2 separate regions of the Homo sapiens genome follow, and region 1 is linked to region 2. A link is a loop called in an ENCODE intact Hi-C map of the cell type or tissue named here. Cell type or tissue: PC-3. All regions are shown on one strand. Each heading gives the region's core, and the rest is flanking DNA. Links, peaks and the distances in the headings are about the cores only. Region 1 overlaps CREB5 (cAMP responsive element binding protein 5). Region 2 has its middle 100 kb from the start of TRIL.

Evidence for each region. Hi-C counts contacts between places; a loop is a spot of excess contacts. Peaks named below come from ENCODE experiments on the same cell type or tissue, not always from the same donor. Only the 100,000 strongest peaks of a DNase experiment are listed, where the experiment ranks them.
Region 1: a loop joins it to region 2, with 7 times the contacts of the local background. A loop is called at or near these places in 3 of 110 quality-filtered maps.

Annotation. Positions count from the first base shown.
Region 1 is chr7:28,728,038-28,730,957 of GRCh38, reverse strand. All of the region lies in intron 7 of CREB5 (cAMP responsive element binding protein 5), which reads right to left. Among named protein-coding and RNA genes, the nearest start is that of TRIL, 230 kb to the left of the region's middle. In PC-3, for the core only: no CTCF peak of the experiment used is centred there; a DNase peak (open chromatin) is centred at 1,497; H3K4me3 peaks cover 340 bases; H3K27ac peaks cover 1,129 bases.
Region 2 is chr7:28,857,104-28,860,023 of GRCh38, reverse strand. No RefSeq gene overlaps it. Among named protein-coding and RNA genes, the nearest start is that of TRIL, 100 kb to the left of the region's middle. In PC-3, for the core only: no CTCF peak of the experiment used is centred there; a DNase peak (open chromatin) is centred at 1,583; H3K27ac peaks cover 1,237 bases.

The sequences.
Region 1 (2,920 bases), core at 232-2,731, 130 kb after region 2:
TAATCTTACTTTATACAACTGAGCTTTATTTTTATAAAGGCATGCTTTTATTCAGAATAAGTTACCATGGGAACGCCAGGGATAGCATGATATAATAGAAACAGGACAAAAATCAAAGAAAACCTGGGCTCAGGTCCTGGTTATACCACTGAGTGATCCTGGAAAAGTCACTTAACCTCTCTGTGTCTATAAAACAAGCATAGTAACTTTCCCTGTTGATCCTACAGGGTTGCTATGAAGCCCCAACAATATGATGTACATGGAAGCAGTTTGCAATTTGTAAAGTGCTCTACTAATGTAAACTCACAGGATAACAATCCCTACTGCTGGCTAAACATTACAATTAAGGGCTAGAACCAGGAGCCCAGTGCTTGGGTTCACATCCCAGACCATATTTTACCAACTGCATGCTCTACAACATACCCAACCTTTCAGTTTATTCACTCGTAAAATAAGATTAAGGACACTATCTGGGCCAAGCGTGGTGGCTCATGCCTGTAATCCTAGCAGTCTGGGAGGTTGAAGTGTGAGGATTGCTTGAACCCAGGAGTTCCAAGATGAGCCTAAGCAACATAGGGAGACTCTGTCTCAAAAAAAAAAAAATTATCTGGGTGTGGTGGCGCATCTGCAGTCCTAGTTACTAGCTGCACCACCTAGTACGTGGGAGGATTACTTGAGCCTGCAAGTTTGAGGCTGCAGTGAGCCATGGTCCCTCCACTGCACTTTAGTCTGGTTGATAGAGCAGGATGTCTCAAAAAACAAAAAAAGAAAGAAAAAAGAATATCTACCTCATCAAATTGTTCTAAAAATTGAGAATATATTGCAAGATGCTTAACATAGCTCCTACCACATACATAAGTGCTTGATTCAGGCTGGCAATAACTACTCTCTACCACGGTGTTTTAAGAAGGAAAATCGCTTTTAAGGTGAGACACAGCATACATACAAGTGAGACTGTAGATTGCTATTGTTGCTGCTGTTGTCATGGAATCTTATGTAATTCCTATTCATCTGCATGGTGGACAGTGGTTTTCACAGCAATGAGGGAGGAGCATTCTGAGAAACGTGGTCATCTTACTTCAGCCCATCATCATCATGTTTTGATCACAGGCTACAGGGTCACATGGCTGCTGGCATGATTCAAAAGTTGATGAGAGCTTCTTTAAAGTCAATAGCACTTCTTTCCTAGTCACAAAGCTTCTGAGAAGCAGACAGCCTATTCATTCATTGCTTTTTATTCCTGGACTTTTAGGAAGTGAAGCTGGGGATGATTAAAGCAAATAGGCAAATCGAAGAACTGCATTTTTCAGGAGTGCCAGAGAGATGTTACCTGGAGACTGTCTTTTCATGTGTATAAGCTTTCCAGGCAACTCCATCTGGAGCCAGGCTCCTCTGTGATTTATCTGTTGGACAGTGGGTGGCCAAGGGGCACCGTAGGCAAACAGTTATCCAGCTCGATAATTAGGGAGGGGAAAGGCAAACACAAACACACCCAGGTTGACATTCAAAACGAAGTGGATATGCAACCACGGATTGCTCACCATACCTCCCTAGTTCTTGTCTGCCAGGCTGTGCGGAGGAAACCACGAGCCGACAGAAGCACTGTTAGTAATGTGTCAGTGCAGCTGACAGAGAAATCACAATTCTAGGTAGAAATGTGAAGGCCCAAGCTCAGGGTCCAGTTTTGTGTTTAAAATATGGCTTTATCTCCCTAAATCTTTAGTGGGCCTCGGTGTCCTCACTTGTGAAAAGAAGGAATTGGAGAAGGTTCTAACTAAGTAGTCTCCATTTCTAAGATGCCTTGTCTTTCTCATCCTTTTAGCTTCTTTCATTGATTCATTAATGCATGTACTTAGGTATCTATTCAATAAATTGCAAACCTAACTATAGACGAGGTATTGACAATAAATGATCAAAATACAGCATGACCAGTCCAACACAATGGAAGAAATAGCATTTAGTACTGATGCTCAACTCCAAGGAGGACAAAGACATTCCAACTTCTATTTTCAAAGGAACAGACATACTGCTTTTCTCTCCAGGAAAAAAAAAATGACAGATTTAGGTATTTTTCAAAGAAATCAAATGAAGTCAACTACTCTTGATAGGCTGATTACTTAGCTTAGAATTCATCTGGATTTATCCCACTTCACCCCACCTTCATCAGCATTGCTAGGGTTTGTTCCTTCCCATTATTTTAATTCAACTCAACTCAAACTCAAATTCATTTCTCATTCATGGGGCCTTTCTCAGTACAAGGAGCTTGCACGATGCAAAGATCATCTTCAAGGAGTTTTCAATCAATCGAGAGAGACACACGTGTAAAATAAGAAAAGTCAAGACAAGAATGTGTTTGGATAAAGAACAGTGAAGCTGTACCAGTTAGTGAGGCTACAGAGTCCTGTTTAAACCAAGCAGGAATGCTGCTAACCACTCTACATCTTTTCCAGGTTATTTGGAGGTATAAACTATCCTTGCCATCCTTGTCTCCCATTTTTATGTAAATATAAATTAACCCAAGGGAATCTGATTTAATCTGCTGGTTACTGACATCTATCTGGTAGCCATATGATATTTTTATCCAAAGGATCAATGTTGTGATCAAAAGCTTTGTTACTGGAGTCTGAAACTTTAGTCTTTGCTAAGTGTTGTGTCACTGGGCCAGTTTTATTAACCGTTTGTAGCCTCAGTTGCCTCAGCTGTAAAGTGGGGACAATAGGCCAGGCATGGCGGCTCATGCCTATAATCCCAACACTTTGGGAGACTGAGGCAGGAAGATCTCCTGAGGCTAGGAATTTGAGACCAGTCTGGCCAACATAGTGAGATCCTGTCTCGACAAAAATATAAAAAAATCTAGCTAGGTGCACACTTGTAATCGTAGCTACTCAGGAGGCTGAGGTGGAAGGATTGCTTCAGCCCA
Region 2 (2,920 bases), core at 96-2,595:
CTCCAAGATCTCTTCAAACCATAGTGTTCTGTGATTCTAAAATGATGCATTTGGCTTCTCCCACAGTAGAATCCTGTTGCTCAAACAATATTGTTGAAAGTGTGTGAATTATACCCATACAGAAATCAGTACTCAGAGTAAATATCGATGTGTATTTTCCTCCTTTGCTTGCTTTAAAAGAGCAGAAGGAGATAAAAGAGGCAGCAGTGTAAAACACATGAAAGCCTAAAATGAGATAAATCACACATGCTGTTACCACCTCTGGATAACCACTGCTAAATTTGATGTATGTGCTTCCAGTGTTTGTTCTAAGCATGGCTATATAAAGGTATATACATATATTTTTTAATTAACATGGAATTAAATTATTCACCCTATAAAAAGCAGTAGTATAACTTTGGTTGTTAAGTCTTCCATATTTTTGGTGTAATGGTACTGTGTTGATCCAGTAAAAGAAGAAAGACATTCAGGGAAAAAGCTATCTGGTGTGAGAAGGCAGGGAGGAACAGAAGCTAAGGAGGATTGGGGAGGAGTAATTTCTATGGCCAAAGAGGGTGTGGTGGGCACAGGCAAGAGTGATTCCACCTTTCTGAGTCTCTGGCAGCCGTACAGGAAGGAGTTAATGGCAAGTGTCAGCAAATGACCCCAAACAGAAGCAGGGTTGACAGCTAAAGCCTCAGGTCTTAGCACTAGGAAGGTCAGGCTTCAGCCACTTTCTTCAAGAGTATTTGAAATTCTCATCATCCTGGGCTTTGTAAGAGAGACAGTCTAGTTAGGGCACGGGATCATGGTCACGGTGGGAACCGGTGGGGCTTTAGGAAAAGCAGGGCCCAGGGGCTATTTGTCTTCACAGCCAAAGTTCTCAGAATGCTGGGTGAGGAAGGCAGTTGTGCCTCTCCAGGGGCAGTCAAGGTAGATTAAGGAGACTGACTCAGCAGAAAAAAAATTAGAAAAGATCTTTTTGAATCCTTCCTCTACCAATAATGAGCTATTTGACAACTTCGGGCAAGTTACCTGATTGCTATGATTGTTACTTTCTTCATCTGTAAAATAGAAATAATAAAAATACTGAGGTTGTGGTGTGAAATCAAGATGGCGAACATAACTAGCGTGCCTGTGATGGTTAATACTGAGTGTCAACTTGACTGGATTGAAGGATACAAAGTATTGATCCTGGGTGTGTCTGTGAAGCTGTTGCCAAAGAAGATTGACATTTGAGTCAGTGGGCTGGGAAAGGCAGACCCACCCTTAATCTGGGTGGGCACAATCTAATCAGCTGCCAGCACAGCTAGAATATAAGCAGGCAGAAAAATGTGAAAAGAGAGATTGGCCTATTCTCCCAGCCTACGTCTTTCTCCTGTGGTGGATGCTTCCTGCCCTTGAACATCGGACTTCAAGTTCTTCAGCGTTGGGACTCAGACTGGCTCTCCTTGCTCTTCAGCCTGCAGACAGCCTATTGTGGGACCTTGTGATCGTGTGAGTTAATACTCAATAAACTCATATATTGCATTCTAATGTGGTGAAGAATGGTTCTTAGGAACAGTGAATGACTGTGAATTTATTCACTCATGCAGTTTTTCAACAAATGTTTACTCAGTCCTTTTGTGTGCCAAGTAATCTGGCAAGTTCTGGCATTCAGTGATGAGCAAGAGAGAAAGTTTTCTTGAGGAGCTGGTGGCCAAGTGCAAGAGCTTAGGCAAGAAAATCAGCTACACATTTGGGCAGCAGTACCTTCAATGAAAGATGGATCACATAGGGATCTCACCTATTTTTATCATGGAGAATTTCTTTTAAAAAGATGTACTGAGCACTTTGGGAGGCAGAGACAGGAGGATTGCTTGAGCCCAGGAGTTTGAGACCAGCCTGGGCAATATAGTGAGACCTCATCTCTACAAAAAAAGAAAAAATAAAAATTAGCCAAGTATGGTGGCAAGCACCTGCAGTCCCAGCTACTTGAGAGGCTGAGGTGAGAGGATTGTTTGAGCCAGGGAGGTTGAGGCTGAAGTGAGCCATGATCACACCACTGCACTCCAGCCTGGGCAACAGAGCAAGACCCTATCTTAGAAAAAAAAAGATGTACTGAAATTAATACCATAAAATTTTGTTCAGTTTGGGTGGTAGGTATGTGAGTATTTGTTATTTTGTTATATTTACGTATGTTTGAAATATCTTATTAAATAAGAAAATGCTACATTGTGCCAAGAGCAATGGTAGGGATTAACTTAGGATATGAAAGGAACAAAGATAAATCCACCTGCCAGCTAGCCCAGAAAGAGTGTGGGAAGCAGTGGAGAGAGTCAAAGAAAGCTTTCAAGAAACCACTGACACTTTAAAAAATGTCTTTAGTTTTAATTGACAAAGACGAATTGTATATATTCGTACAATGGGGTATAATGTGATGCTATGATACATGTATATATCATGAAATGATTAAATCAGGATGTCACTCCACATATTTATGTTTTCTTTGTGGCAAGAACATTTAAAATCTACTTCAATTTTTTAGCAATTTTGAAATGTGCAATACATTATTGTGAGCTATAGTCACCATGCTGTGCAATAGATCACCAGAGCTTATTTCTCCTGTCTAACTGGACTTTGTACCTTTTGACTATCATCTTCCCCTTCCTTCTCCACCCCCACACCCAGTCTCTGACAACCACCGTTCTACTTTCTACTTTTGTGAGTTCAACATTTTTAGATTGTACGTATAAGTGAGATTTTGCAGTATTTGTGTTTTTGCACCTGGCTTATTTCACTTAGCATAATGTCCTCCAGGTTCATCCATGCTGTTGCAAATGACAGAAAATATGGTGTACATATATAATGGAATACTATTCAGTCTTAAGGAATTTTTGTCATTGACATTTCTTTTAAAGTAGGGAGATATCACGGGGGGATTTGCATTTTAGGAAGATGA